2 separate regions of the Homo sapiens genome follow, and region 2 is linked to region 1. A link is a loop called in an ENCODE intact Hi-C map of the cell type or tissue named here. Cell type or tissue: heart left ventricle. All regions are shown on one strand.

What was found. Peaks named below come from ENCODE experiments on the same cell type or tissue, not always from the same donor. Only the 100,000 strongest peaks of a DNase experiment are listed, where the experiment ranks them.
Region 2: it touches region 1 in a loop (4-fold over the local background); 2 of 110 quality-filtered maps call a loop at or near these places.

Annotation. Positions count from the first base shown.
Region 1 is chr3:4,024,971-4,032,970 of GRCh38, forward strand. LOC102723512 (a long non-coding RNA gene) reads left to right here. Exons shown (of 3, transcript XR_007095788.1): 2 at 3,024-3,082. Among named protein-coding and RNA genes, the nearest start is that of LRRN1, 230 kb to the left of the region's middle. In heart left ventricle, no CTCF peak of the experiment used is centred here; a DNase peak (open chromatin) is centred at 4,311.
Region 2 is chr3:4,286,694-4,294,693 of GRCh38, forward strand. It overlaps a transcript of SUMF1 not described here. Among named protein-coding and RNA genes, the nearest start is that of SETMAR, 13 kb to the right of the region's middle. In heart left ventricle, CTCF peaks have their summits at 3,784 and 3,985; no DNase peak of the experiment used is centred here.

The DNA.
Region 1 (8,000 bases):
TGCTGCCACCCAAGACCATGAGGCAAGTTCCCCAGTAAATCACCCTTTACTAGCAAACTGGATTTGTCTGCCTCATTCTTTGGTTTCTCAGCTCCTTCTGTGCTTGGTGGTCACTTTGCATATGTGGTCTTTTCACAGAACAGACTATACATGTCAAATACACATCAGATTTTGAAGATTTAGAATAAAAATAATAACATTGGTAATTTCTATATTGATTCCATGTAAAAATGGTAGTAGTTTGGAGGGATTGTTTTAGTAAAATAGATTACAAAATATATATATATATATATATATATATATATATATATATATATATATATTTTTTTTTTTTTTTTTTATTATACTCTAAGTTTTAGGGTACATGTGCACATTGTGCAGGTTAGTTACATATGTATACATGTGCCATGCTGGTGCGCTGCACCCACTAATGTGTCATCTAGCATTAGGTATATCTCCCAATGCTATCCCTCCCCCCTCCCCCGACCCCACCACAGTCCCCAGAGTGTGATATTCCCCTTCCTGTGTCCATGTGATCTCATTGTTCAATTCCCACCTATGAGTGAGAATATGCGGTGTTTGGTTTTTTGTTCTTGCGATAGTTTACTGAGAATGATGGTTTCCAATTTCATCCATGTCCCTACAAAGGACATGAACTCATCATTTTTTATGGCTGCATAGTATTCCATGGTGTATATGTGCCACATTTTCTTAATCCAGTCTATCATTGTTGGACATTTGGGTTGGTTCCAAGTCTTTGCTATTGTGAATAGTGCCACAATAAACATACGTGTGCATGTGTCTTTATAGCAGCATGATTTATACTCATTTGGGTATATACCCAGTAATGGGATGGCTGGGTCAAATGGTATTTCTAGTTCTAGATCCCTGAGGAATCACCACACTGTCTTCCACAATGGTTGAACTAGTTTACACTCCCACCAACAGTGTAAAAGTGTTCCTATTTCTCCGCATCCTCTCCAGCACCTGTTGTTTCCTGACTTTTTAATGATTGCCATTCTAACTGGTGTGAGATGATATCTCATAGTGGTTTTGATTTGCATTTCTCTGATGGCCAGTGATGATGAGCATTTCTTCATGTGTTTTTTGGCTGCATAAATGTCTTCTTTTGAGAAGTGTCTGTTCATGTCCTTCGCCCACTTTTTGATGGGGTTGTTTGTTTTTTTCTTGTAAATTTGTTTGAGTTCATTGTAGATTCTGGATATTAGCCCTTTGTCAGATGAGTAGGTTGCAAAAATTTTCTCCCATGTTGTAGGTTGCCTGTTCACTCTGATGGTAGTTTCTTTTGCTGTGCAGAAGCTCTTTAGTTTAATTAGATCCCATTTGTCAATTTTGTCTTTTGTTGCCATTGCTTTTGGTGTTTTGGACATGAAGTCCTTGCCCACGCCTATGTCCTTCTGAAACTATTCCAATCAATAGAAAAAGAGGGAATCCTCCCTAACTCATTTTATGAGGCCAGCATCATTCTGATACCAAAGCCGGGCAGAGACACAACCAAAAAAGAGAATTTTAGACCAATATCCTTGATGAACATTGATGCAAAAATCCTCAATAAAATACTGGCAAACCGAATCCAGCAGCACATCAAAAGGCTTATCCACCATGATCAAGTGGGCTTCATCCCTGGGATGCAAGGCTGGTTCAATATACGCAAATCAATAAATGTAATCCAGCATATAAACAGAGCCAAAGACAAAAACCACATGATTATCTCAATAGATGCAGAAAAAGCCTTTGACAAAATTCAACAACCCTTCATGCTAAAAACTCTCAATAAATTAGGTATTGATGGGACGTATTTCAAAATAATAAGAGCTATCTATGACAAACCCACAGCCAATATCATACTGAATGGGCAAAAACTGGAAGCATTCCCTTTGAAAACCGGCACAAGACAGGGATGCCCTCTCTCACCGCTCCTATTCAACATAGTGTTGGAAGTTCTGGCCAGGGCAATCAGGCAGGAGAAGGAAATAAAGGGTATTCAATTAGGAAAAGAGGAAGTCAAATTGTCCCTGTTTGCAGACGACATGATTGTTTATCTAGAAAACCCCATCGTCTCAGCCCAAAATCTCCTTAAGCTGATAAGCAACTTCAGCAAAGTCTCAGGATACAAAATCAATGTACAAAAATCACAAGCATTCTTATACACCAACAACAGACAAACAGAGAGCCAAATCATGGGTGAACTCCCATTCACAATTGCTTCAAAGAGAATAAAATACCTAGGAATCCAACTTACAAGGGATGTGAAGGACCTCTTCAAGGAGAACTACAAACCACTGCTCAAGGAAATAAAAGAGGACACAAACAAATGGAAGAACATTCCATGCTCATGGGTAGGAAGAATCAATATCGTGAAAATGGCCATACTGCCCAAGGTAATTTACAGATTCAATGCCATCCCCATCAAGCTACCAATGACTTTCTTCACAGAATTGGAAAAAACTACTTTAAAGTTCATATGGAACCAAAAAAGAGCCCGCATTGCCAAGTCAATCCTAAGCCAAAAGAACAAAGCTGGAGGCATCACACTACCTGACTTCAAACTATACTACAAGGCTACAGTAACCAAAACAGCATGGTACTGGTACCAAAACAGAGATATAGATCAATGGAACAGAACAGAGCCCTCAGAAATAATGCCGCATATCTACAACTATCTGATCTTTGACAAACCTGAGAAAAACAAGCAATGGGGAAAGGATTCCCTATTTAATAAATGGTGCTGGGAAAACTGGCTAGCCATATGTAGAAAGCTGAAACTGGATCCCTTCCTTACACCTTATACAAAAATCAATTCAAGATGGATTAAAGATTTAAACGTTAAACCTAAAACCATAAAAACCCTAGAAGAAAACCTAGGCATTACCATTCAGGACAAAATATATATTTTTAAAAATAATTTCACCTGTTTCTTTTCACCCTAAATAATATATGTACTAGAAAATTTAAAATTACAAATGTAGTTCACATGTTTGAATTACATTATATTTTTATAGGGCTCTAATGCTCTGGAGGACACATCCTTATTCTCCAAGATCTCTATCAAGTCATTTAGGTAAGTTTAATAGAAGAGGTATAAATGCCATGTTTTAATGACCCTGAATTTGGGTAAGTTAGAAAGTGCTTACTTGCTGTCCAAGGTTCTTTGAAAGTAGAAAGATGCAAAACAGTGTGCTTGTTTGCCTGGTTGTTTTGGGCAGTTTGATCTCTCATTGTCTCTGGTAGGAACAGTGTCTGTTTAACTGATCTGTAGGGATTCAGCATTGTGTGATGGGGCATGTGGGTGTTTAACTGTAACACTTGAGAAGAATGCTTACAGCTCAGCTGTTAGAATCTCGTGCTAAGGAATCTAAGGTTAAGGGTTGAATCCCCAGCCAGACACACTTAGCTCAGCTTTTTTTGTGGACCAGGCATGCACTCCCCACCTGGGCTTGCTTTCTTGCAAATGTCCATTCTTGGTTACAATAGGGGCCAGTGAAATAATGGTGCTGTACACTTATCAAATCCATCAACACCACTCCAAAAAGCAGCTCAGCTTCATCCTTCAGGGGAACAGCATCACCTGTACCACCTTTTCATATAAAGGAAAGCATATTATTTTCCTGTGTTAAAAAAGAAGGTTTTTTTTAAAGCGATACCTGTTACAAGTTTCAAAAGCCAAGCAAAGGTAAAAACATAAAAAGTATTGTGTTTGCTCCCTCATTTGCTTCCAGAAAAACCATTCTTAAGCTATAAAGGTCCAGATTTGGGTAAGCTAAATCCTGCCCATCTAGGAGATTTAGAAGATCATAGAGAAACATATTTATGCTTCTTATTTTTCATAAACTTACTATTAAGAAACTCAGTATATTAGATTCTTGCATGACTTGTATCCCTCAAATTTCCAAGAGGAATTGGCCAGCAGTGCTGTGTAACAGAAGCCAGAGTCCAGAGATTCAGGCCACAGGCTGACTCTGCACCAATGGCTATGTGGAATGGGACAGTTCATCTCCGTCTCTGGTTCTGTGTGTCCCCCTCTGTAAAAGCAGAGTTTGTACTTACATTTAGTCTAATTCTATAGTTTCAAAGCACCCTAGTTGACCACCTTGAAAGGCCAAATCAAACATTCATGTTTCTCAAGTCTACTTTTTTTGTTGGTTTGTTTCTCTTCAAGAGCAATAGAGGTGATGCCTCAGAATTTGGCCGACCTTCATTTTAAACAGCTGTGCCAGGCAGCTTTGGAATGGGCTCCTGTCTCCAGTGGCTTTTGCACCTGCAATCTGGCTGGCTCGAGCTTTCTGTTTCCCGCCTGCCCCGGCAGCAGGCTAGGAGTAAGAGCAGTTGCCTATGACGTTCTCTGAACCTCCTGCTCCAGGCGACTGAGCCAGGAGATACCTAAGGGGCTTGTCAACACCTAATGCTGTCTCTCCTTCTCCTTGGCTCCAAACACTGTTCTGGGTATTGCCTCGCTGGGCCTGGCTAAAGCTCTGTCTTCTGAAGTGAAGGTTGACCTTTTATTAAATACTAACCCTACAAGAAAAGTAGAATAAACTAGTCCCATTGTAACTTGCCAAGATTAATACATCCATAGAATTGGGGCAGGAGATAACACCGAATGTGTACTACAGACTAGATATTGTTAAGTAGTATATTTCTAATTTAATCTTTAATCTTTATAATAAGCCTATGTAATAGATAGGCACTATGATTATTGCCAATTTACAGATGTGGAAACTGTGGGTTAGAGAAATAAGGTAACTTTCCCATAGACTTATAGCTATTAAGTGACAGAGGTAGGATTTAGAGATAGGTAGATCCACTTGAGTCCAGAGCTTATAGAGGTACCTACCTTACCAACAGGACGGCTTTTTGGAATTCATTTCGATAAAAAAAAAATCAAGTTGGATATGACGGACTTGATCATTTCTTCTGCCTGAGATGCCTAACACATCTAAAAGAGCTGTACGTTAGTTCATGTTATTGAAAAGCAGCCACCAAGACAGGCTAGATGTCACTATTTCTGAGCCTCCTTCTACTCCTCTTGTTTTTTTCCTTTTTTAGGAGGGAAAGACTGGCGGAAAGAGAAATACACAAACCTCAGAAGGGAGCAGACAATTCACACATTTCTACAGTTTAACCTTCAGTGCCAGTAAGTGTCAGGTAGTAGAGCTTCAGGTATGCCCCAAAAGTCTCCTTGCAAGGAACTGAGAAACCTGGAACATTTCTGCGTTTATGCTTATCCACCTATTTCTATCCTCTAAATTCATTTGATATCTGCTCTTCCTTTCAAAGGTAATTCAGATCACACCATAGCACCACGGACCATAAATCATTCTGAACAGAACTCTGTTTCTGGGGCACATCAATGTTCATTCAAGGGATCGTGCTTTAGAAACTAACCACCAATATGTATTTCAGTAATCTACTCCAATACTTATAATGTGACACAAAGAACAATCTTCAGCCTTCACCACTTCCTCAACACCACATTTTGCTCAGCTTTCCAGAACTGCCTTTGGAATCTCATCTTATAGGAGGGAGCTTATATGCACCAGAAAAGATAATGAGCAATCCTGTTTACCAGAAACTCATCTAGGAAAACAGCTAAGGAAAGAGGATGAAGCTTATTAATAAGCCCCAATTCTCAGCTTTGACTGCGTTAGATATATCAAGTTCACTGGAACCTTACTAGGTATCCTAGTCTCAGCCACTGTATTTCTCAGGTCTGGGACATATCTCTGAGCCTTTCCCCTATGCTGATGTTGGTTTATCAGGTAGTGCCTGCCAACAGCCTATGGCTCATGCTAAAAATAATTGAGAGTTGCTCAATTATTTCTAGAGAGGCAGCTGGTGTAGTGGAAAGAACACTGACTGATAATAACAGCTATTGTTTACTCACTTCATGCAAGACATTTTACAAGCATTATCTCCATTCTGCTGATAACCTAAGGAAATAGGTATGATTGCCCCCATTTTTTACCTGAGTCAGTTAAAGATTAGAGAATATCCATGATTTACCCAAGGCCTCAAGTTTATTGTCCAACAGATCCATGATGTGAATTGAACTCTCTCTCTGATTCCATATAATTCTGATGTATCATTACTGCCTCCAAATAGAAGGCAGAAAACTTGGTCAGAGTCCTAGAATTGCCACCTGGGTGGCCTATAACAAACCTTAATTTCACTCTGGATCTTAATTAGCTCAGCTACAGAATGGAAATAATGCTATTGAGTCTTAGGTGAGGATGCAGTCCTAAGAGTCAAATAGCCTGGGTTAAAACCTAGTCCCAAGCTTACCAGATGCATGACCTTGAAGAAGTAAATTAGCTTTACTTTTAACATGGAAATAATAGCAACAACTACCCCAATAGATATTGAGTAGATTAAACAAATTAAAACATGCCAAATGTATTAGTCAGGGTTCTCTAGAGGGACAGAGCTAATGGAATATATATATGTATGTATGTATGTATATATATATACACATACATACATATATATACATACATATATATACACATACATATATATATACACATACATATATATATATAGAGGGAGAGGAGTATGTGTGTGTGTGTGTGTGTGTGTGTGTATATAATATATATATAATATATATATATAAAATATATATAATATATGAATATACCTTGCATTTATATATGAAAAAAACAGAATGTATTAGCCTGTTTTCACTCTACTGATAAAGACATACCCAAGACTGGGTAATTTATAAAGAAAAAGAGGTTTCATGGACTCACAGTTCCACATGTCTGGGAGGCCTCACAATCATGGCACAAGAGCAAGGAAGAACAAACGGACATCTTACATAGAGGCCAGCAAAGAGAGAATGAAAGCCAAGCGAAAAGCGTTTCCCCCTATAAAACCATCAGACCTCGTGAGTCTTATTCACTACCACAAGACCAGTGTGGGGGAACTCACCCCCCATGATTCAATTACCTCCCACCAGGTCCCTCCCACAACATGTGGGGATTATGGGAGCTACAATTCAAGATGAGATTTGGGTAGGGACACAGAGAAACCAAATCACAGAGCCACCAGGTGATAGTCTGCAAACTCCTTGTTTTAAAATTATTTTCTCCTTTGCCTGGCCTAGAGGTATGGAGGCTCTATTATCATAGCATCCAGATGGACATAGGAGAGCAGCCTGAATGCCAAGATGTCTGGTATCAGATAGCTCAGTTAAAGGCAAAGTATGGAAATTACTAAGAGCAGGAAAAAAAAGATACAAATATTTTCATCTGATAAGAGAAGATTACAGTGATCACAGAGTGTAGTGGTTTGGCATCAGGCTGCCAAGAGTGAAATTCCAACAAGTTTGCTTATCAGTGTCTCAGTTTCCTTGTCTGTAAGCTCCGCCTGTTAATAGTGTCTACCTACAGGGTCACTAAGTAAGGTATTTATCACAGGGTAAGTATTAAATAGGTAATAGATGTAACCCTATGAGGTATTCTATATATCTGCTGAGGTAAATTCTTGTTCCTAATAATGTTTCCTCCAACTTCCTGTGAGTTTCGGCGGTGAGAAAGTTAGAATGGAAAAGGTCTGAAATTGAGAGAAAGTTGCGAAATGAGCAATAAGATGGTGTTCGTGCCCTACGTCAAAAAGACTTGGTCAGAAACATACATCTTTGAGACAGACTTGAGAGCTCTTGTTTGGCTCTCTGACCTTCTGTGGGAAATTAAATCTCCCAAGTTGTTAAATCCAAGCCAGTCTTTTTCTCCTTTTCAGTTTTCCAAGGTCATAAACACAGAAAAGGGATTCCTGGCCCTGGTACTAGAGCTCATCTTATAAGCCCAATGTAGTATAGTTCTAAACTAAGCATATTCTATAAGCAAAGTCCCTAGATTTGTTTCCTGGCTTCACCACTTACCATCAATTGGACCCTCGGCAAGTTATTTAACCTCACTAGGCCTCTCTTTTATCATCTGTAAAATGGGAACAATGAAATAGAGACACTGAGAAAATTCAGT
Region 2 (8,000 bases), 260 kb after region 1:
ATAAGTTCAAAGATGTTTTATCAGTGTCAATAAGGCAAATGTAAAACATTAAGATCCATCATAACACCATCGTAGCACAGAACACCTAACGTACACTTGTAAAACTATGTACTATAGATAAAAATTATGAAGCATTTTAGACATGAAATATTTACACAGAACTTGCAGAACAATGCAATGGGTGTATCACTGCAGCCTGGATTTATGTTTTAGGTTATTGTAAAACCATCTATTGCAATGTTCTCAAAGTGTGGTCCAGGGATGCCTGGGATACCCGAGATCATTACAGGTGGTCTGCAATGTCAAAATTATTTTCATAATAATACTTAAGTGTCATTTGCCTTGTAACTGTCATTCTCTCACAAGTGTATGTGTTTTCCAGAGGCTACATGACATCATGTTTCTCACAGCTAATGGAATGTGTGCTATATGTTCCTGAGTTCTTGTATGTTTTCAGTTTTAATTCCTAATATGTTAAATACTGGTAGACAGAACAACACAATGCAAAGCTTTCAGGGGGTCCTCAACTATTGTTAAGAATATAAAGGGAACCTGAGACCAAAAAGTTCAGAACCAGCAACTTAACAAAATAAGAAAATAACCTTTCAGAAATTGAGGCAGTAAAACATCAGTTGTTCACAGTAAAGATTCAAAAAACTTAATAAACATTTATTTTCCAAATAGCCATTTAGAAGAATAATGAACATAAATTGTAAAAAAAAAAAATCTTTCACACATTTCCTTACTAATGGGATGTGTGTGCTTGTTGGTCACCGCACAACCTTCTAACTTTGGAATCAGATTGGATGCTGTCACTCTCATTTCTCATTCCACATTGATTTTCACTGGTATTTGCTTAGTATTACAGCAATTACCAAAAACACAGCTTCACAAAGATAGGACCTCACCAAAAGGAACGTGGCACAATCTAATGTTGAAACCATGACCTACCTAGAGCTAGTAATTTGCACAGACATTGAATATCACTGTTTCCCTTGAATATTTAAAATATACTACAGTATTCCCTTTGGAGTCCCAAGGTGCCTCAGTGCAGTTTAGGAACAACAGATTCAAAGAATATAGTGCTTTTCCTTGTCATCTTGTTAGTTCTGCATTAGCTAGTTGTTTGTGCTTAGAAAATTCTATTATTATCAACCAAGCAAAGCTTAAAGTAAATTAGTAAATCTTCCAATATAGGGAAATAGAATATTTTGTAAGCTTTCTGATAATTCACAGATTTGGATAATTAATGCTACTGCTCTGACATCCATACTTCTCTTCTGCTCATCTTTTTAGCTCCCTTTCCTAACTCTACAGTGGTATGAAAAATTTAAAGATGATCCCATGCAAAGGCAAAATAATGACCCCAGAGAGTTCAGGCACCTGCTATCTGCAATCTAGGTCTATGACCATTTAGAACTACCTCACCAGACAACACCTAGGGAAGGTGAGGAATATACAATAATACAAATGAAGTTCTTAATTGCTTCATCACTGGTACATAGATACCAGTTTCCTAATTTCTGTTAATACATCTGAGCAGTAAGCAAACGTACTGACAAGGGAAAAAACTATGCATGGACAGAATCTCCCTGTTGGCACAGCACAAAAATGTCATCAGCTTTAGGCAAAGATTAAGAACCAGAAATTATTATTTTCTGTGTCTTTCTACTTTAAAAAAATTAATATTCCAAAGCTTTTGGATAGATGTAAAAGCATTCTGAAAGAATTACTATCATGGGTCTCTGTCCCTGAAACAGCTCTTCCCGTTGAGCTCCCTTTCCTAACTCTACAGTGGTATGAAAAATTGAATACCCGCTAACCTAGCTTAGTATTGCCATACAATCACCCCACTCAAAAATTAGAAGCTACAAGGCTGGCAGATCACAAAGTCAGGAGTTTGAGACCAGCCTGACCAACATGGTGAAACCCCATCTCTACCAAAAATACAAAAATTAGCTGGGCATGGTGGCATGCACCTGTAATCCCAGCTACTCAGAGTGGAGGCTGAGGCAGGAGAATTGCTTGAAACCTGGGAGGTGGAGGTTGCAGTGAGCCAAGATCGTGTCATTTGCACTCCAGCCTGAACAACAGAGCGAGACTCTGTCTAGAAAAAAAAAAAAATTGAACCTACAAAGCCCTCCATTGTTTCTAAATACAATTTAATTTCTGCCCCCAAAGGAAGATGGTTTCGGAACTTCACAACGTTCTCTTAAACTTCCTTATTATTTACTGTTTTATCCATGAAAATCAAGAAGGACCTCAAGCCCACAGTGGTGTTGTTCTTTCTACCAACTCCATCTCTTTATTCATTATCACACAACCTTTTCTGCTACAGTACATAGCATAATTTGCTCCTGGTGGGCAGTAATGCCATCACATTCAGAGTGAGGGCTATTTTAAACCCTATCCCAGCCAAACCAGAACTGAACAACACTGAAAGCAACTACGAGGTTTCGGGAAAATGGGGAAGATAGTGACAGAAAGGAAGCCTGAGAAACTCAGACTGGAGGTGAAAGAGCAGCTGGAGGCCAAGATAGTCCCACTTGGGGAGGAGCAAGAATCCAAGGATCTCCTCCTTCTCTTAGCACTTACAAAGCTGACTCCAAAATAAATCCTGTATTTCCTGCTCAGTTAAATCTCCAGGACAATCCTATGAGACTGGCATTATCAACCTCATTTTATGGGTGAGGAAAGAGGCTCCAAAGAGCAAGGAACCGCACTGGGCCAGTGTGGTGTAAATCGGTCACACATAGACTGTCTGTTGAAGGGTGTTCTTACATTACTACACTAGCAATTAGAGACCTAAAATAAGATAGGAAGCTCTATGAGTCAGAGCTTAAGCCCTTGCCTTCAAGCAAGTATATATCTTAATTATATCAATTCTGTTCTTATAGATTTCCTACAAGGAACCCCCTCCATACTCACCCTCCATCACCCATTACAGTACTCTTTTCCTTTTGTCAACTGGATCTACCTTCTCTTAATTTAAACCCATTTTCTTTGTTGCTATCATCCAGAAGGGGTAAAGCATCTGGTTGTAGGGTTTCTAGCTAGAGCACTCTGTAAACTAAACGACCATTTAAAATAGCACCTAGCACAATGGCCAACACACAGTTGGTACTTAATAAACACGCTGAATAACTACATGAACAAATGCTAAAAATAAACCTTTCTTTATTATGAATGACTCTAGCATCAAATAAATTGTGTTATCAACAAAAACAACAAAACATTTCAAAACGTCTTCCATAATTGATTAAGTTGCATTTTTGCAACTATTGGCAGATCTAGATATGAGATCCAGGTATAAGGCATAATAGGCAAATCACACATGGCATAATGAGTGGCACACTGTAGCCATTCAATCTGGTGAATGAATTTAAATTATGCTGGGTTGGTTTTTTAATCACAATGAAACTTAAAAGACATACCCAATTTTTAACTCTCAGACAAATAAAACACATTCCCAAGTTTAGCATCTTTAGACAGTATTTTCCATCTTTTGTCAAACATATTCACTCAGTCATTTTACAACTGCCTATGTACTCGTTATAACTTGAACATAAATTTCTCTTAGATTGTGTAAATGTGAGTCTAAACAAATCACAGCAAAGGAAAACGTTTATCTGAATTTTCTCATCACAATTTGCTACAAACATTTTTTAACTCTTTCCTCATTTTCAACAGAGTAAAAACTTCTTGTCCAGTTTATGCAAAATGGGTATTTTATCATTTGTAATTAAATGGACAAAAGGATAGGGTTATCACACCACCTTGTGGACCGTAAGGGTATTGCTGCTACAGAGCCAAAGCACATTTTAAGAACGAGAAGGTAACATGGAACATCAGCTGTTCATGCTTTTCCCTTCCCCTCCAGGTCTTCTGCCCCAAATCTACATCTTCAAATACTACCCGCTCCTCAAAATACAGTTTAAATGTCCCCCTCATAGAACCTTCTAAATCAAACTTATCTCTTCTCTAAATTTCCATGCTGCCTTATCTGGTTCTTCTTATTTTCTACTTCATATTGTATAGTCTTATCTCCCCTGCTAGACTGTAGGTATTTTGAGGATATGTGGACAGTCACCTTCAGACGTGTACTGAAGCCAGTTCATACCTACTCTCATCAATAGCTTAACATTCAGAAAGCTTGCAAGCTGGTTGTTAAAGTGTTGGTAGCTTGAAATTAGCCATGGTAGGTGCATTTACAAAATGGAAGTCAGGAAAAAAAACAACTGTAAATCCGAACACTTGTAAAACTTTGTTGACCAACTTTAACTTCTTCATATCTCATTGTCTCTACAGTAATATGTAGTGAGGAGAGGTAGTGATACTGCCTACCTCACAGGACTCTTTTAAGGATAAAAGAACCCACATAAAATGTTTTGTCTAATGTCGGGCACATAGTATGTGTCCGCCAAATATTATAATAACTATTCCCGATAACTCTATCATGGTGCACTGCAAGTAGCAGATCCTCAAAACATTCAATTGTTAAATGACAATCAAGAATTTCAATGAGAAATTTTCAGATATGTTAACACTGATGGTAGTCCCAGCTTAACAATAGGCCAGATCATTATAGGAGACATAAACTCTTTAATTATAAATAATCCAGATATTTTCGCTTGCCCTGACTCCCATCTTATTCCTGCTTGAAATCCATCTCTCTCTCCCCCTCATCTCTGCTCTCTCTCCTTGTCTCCTGCATTTCTCTTCCATTTTTACTCACTCTAAAGTGCCTTCCTCTCTCCTTCTTTTTACCACTTTATTTCATAATGCAAAATAAATAATTTATGCCTCACTTTGTTCCAGAAAAGGTTTGCAGTGAATAATAGATAACTTGGTTTCATGTTTAGTGAATAAGGATTTTATACTTCTCCAAGGGAAGGAATTGAAGTCGCTTTTTACCACTTCTATCAGTGATTCCATGATCCTGTTTGATTGGTCCTTGGCAGAAAATGGGTTCTTTATATAGACCTTTGGGGAAAGACGAAATTAAGTTTCCAAGTGCAAAGTGGAAAACTAAATTGCCATGAATTCCAAATACTTTCCAACAGGGAAGCAAAAAAATGTCCTTATCTTTTAGGGTTGATGTGGGCCACATTTCCAACTATATAATCTCTCGCTGCTTCTCTGATCTGGATTAGAATAAATTCTATCTTAAATAACCTTCCACCAAACGTCTTTTGCCAACTCTCTTCTGTGAGCTTCTCTTCCTCTCACCTCACTTCAGCTACCTCATCCCAATGCTAACATGGTGTTTTAGATACAAGGTTGCTTCCAGTAGCTAACTATGTTTGAGGATCAGCCAATAGCTTCATTCGCTCACTAAAAAGTACAACCAAAGATTGAAACAACTAATTATTTGCAAAAACATGTTTGGAATAAAACTCCAGTTGTTCAAATGTAAATCTATTGATCAAAAATAAAATTTTCCTTATTTATCAATTATTAATTAGCACAGTTTTTTAATGCAGGAAAAAAATTAAAAGTATTGGCTTTTCTCTAAGATGAACATTTGCCCTAGAATATATAAATACTGTCCATGATCATTTCTAGTTTAAAAATACACATAGGCTAAAACGAATAGCATGTCTTAAGTCATTGATTAAACGCAAGGCGTTTTGTTTAGTGGAATTTCTACTTCAGTGTTGGTCTACACAATACCCTTACCCAAGAACATATGGCTGATGCAGTACATGACAAGAAGGGGCTTTGCCTAAGAAGTGAAAATAAGGTGGGTGAGTCAGAAATTTAAATTTCAACTAACCTAAAGGCAGCTATAAGATGAGGCAATATATTGTATTTTATTCACCTCGTGGTCTATTCCAAAGGACACTGTCAAACACAATGATTCTTTTACCCACCAGCTGTCACCAACAAGTTAGCTATACTTTGTACTTTCCCTTTGTGCTTGAAAGCCAAAGCTAGAGCAGATGGCTGGATTAAGTGCCAGAGCAAAGGTAAAATTGGCTATTTCATCTGAACAGGTACTGCCAGACTTCATTAAGACAAAAGCCCCAGCAACAAATACCTACAAAATCTAGGGTCTGGAAAGTGCAATCTGAACTGCTTGTTTAATTTACCAACTAAAAACAAAAATGCTCTTTGGGGGAAAACTTTACCTAATTTGCTAAGAGATGAAAAAAGACACACATATTTCATCTGCAGTGAGAAGTGGTTTCCTGTGTCATTAACCCTGTAATTTCCAGGCTCTGTAAAAAACAAATTATATTCAATGTTCTTCTAAGCTAAGCTCATGGGTGAGTTCCAGAACGTGAAATTTAATCTTCCAGAGCTCAAACTAACAAAGCAAAGATGTTTGAAAATACTTGACTTTTTTAAAAACTGCAAATTAAAATGATAAGAGAACAGCTAAATGAACAACTAAATGAAAGACTTTCAAACTGAGGGATTAAAGCTAGAGTCAGGGTTCAGGATAAAGGAATTCAGAGCTGCCTGTTATGACCAATCATTCATCAACCACATAGTGCAGTTATAATATGTAACTGGAAGTGGAAGAGTTACATATTATATGTAATATGTTCTAATCCTAATGATTAGATTAGAATGACACTGAAAAAATCCATTCCACTGTTGCAAAGAAAGCTCAATTTCCCAAAACACAACTTCCTTGACTTTCTATTCTGAAGCTAAAAGGTTTTGGAGTTCAAAGAGCCACCTATTTTGCCTCTCCTGAGTGGCACAGGCATAGAGCAGTTTGTTGCCTCCATTCACTTATTTTTAAAAGCCCGAAAAGATAAAGAGAATAGAATTAGAAATCACTTCTATGACCATTTATAAATTGGTTATTTCCTCGGCATTTTTATTACTACCAAGAGAGACATAATCTTATATGCAACAGATTTCTATTATTCAGTTCCCTCACTCAGGTAACTCACAATTAGTAAAATTATAGTAATAACATTCGAATGTCACAAAGCAGAAATTTCAGTAGCCTAATAGACTGTTCTAAGTAGTCAGGCTGTAAGACTAGCATATTCAGCAGTGAGATCAAGGTTTCCTTTGAGGCAGATTAATTAATGTGATTATATTTTCAAAGCCCAAGAGCACAACCCTTAGTAAAAACATCTCTCAAGCTACATAATGCCCTTCACTATATAAATCACTATACTTTCCAATGGGATGAAAAACTGTTTATGTTTTCTAATTTCAAGATTTCTAATCCTTTCATTCCTGCACAGCAGCCAGAAGAAAAGTAGTCTCTGAATATGGGAAAGGCTTAGAAACATAAATGGTGAGAAACTTTATCTTCAGAGAGGCAGAGTTTCAGACCTAGGCCCACATTCACCCCTACCACTCATACATGTGAAATACATTTTTTAAAATACCTAATCTATTGGAATTTCAGTTCTCAGATCTTGGGCAGTGGAGATATTAATACTGCCTACTTCGTGGAATTGTTGTGAGGATCAAATTTAAAATATGTGTAATGTTTAAGTATAGTATCTAGGAATGTGCTGTCCATAGCTATACGTAGCTATTTAAATCAAATTTAATTAAAATTGATAAATTTGAAATTCAGCTCTTCGGTCACACTAGCCATATTTCAACTATTCAGTAGTTACACGTGGCCACGTCCATTCATTCTCAGCACTTTGGGAGGCCAAGGCAGAGGGATCATCTGAGCCCTGGAGTTCAAGACGAGCCCAGGCAACACTGCAAGACCCTATCTCTACAAAAAATTTAAAAAATTAGCCAGGCATCATAGTGTGTGCCTGTAGTCTCAGCTGCAAAGGACGCTGAGGCAGGAGGATTTCTTTAGGCTGAGAGATCGAGGCTGCAGTGAGCCTCTGAGGTACAATGAGCCTCTGAGTTGTAGAGAGTGTACCACTGCACTCCAGCCTGGGCAACAGAGCAAGAACCTGTCTCAACAACAACAACAACAAATGTTAATTTGGTGTGTCTGACATTTTTTTCCTCCTCTTCACCAATTCCTCTAAGTTGTCAGGCTGCCCAGGTTTCTTCTTGTC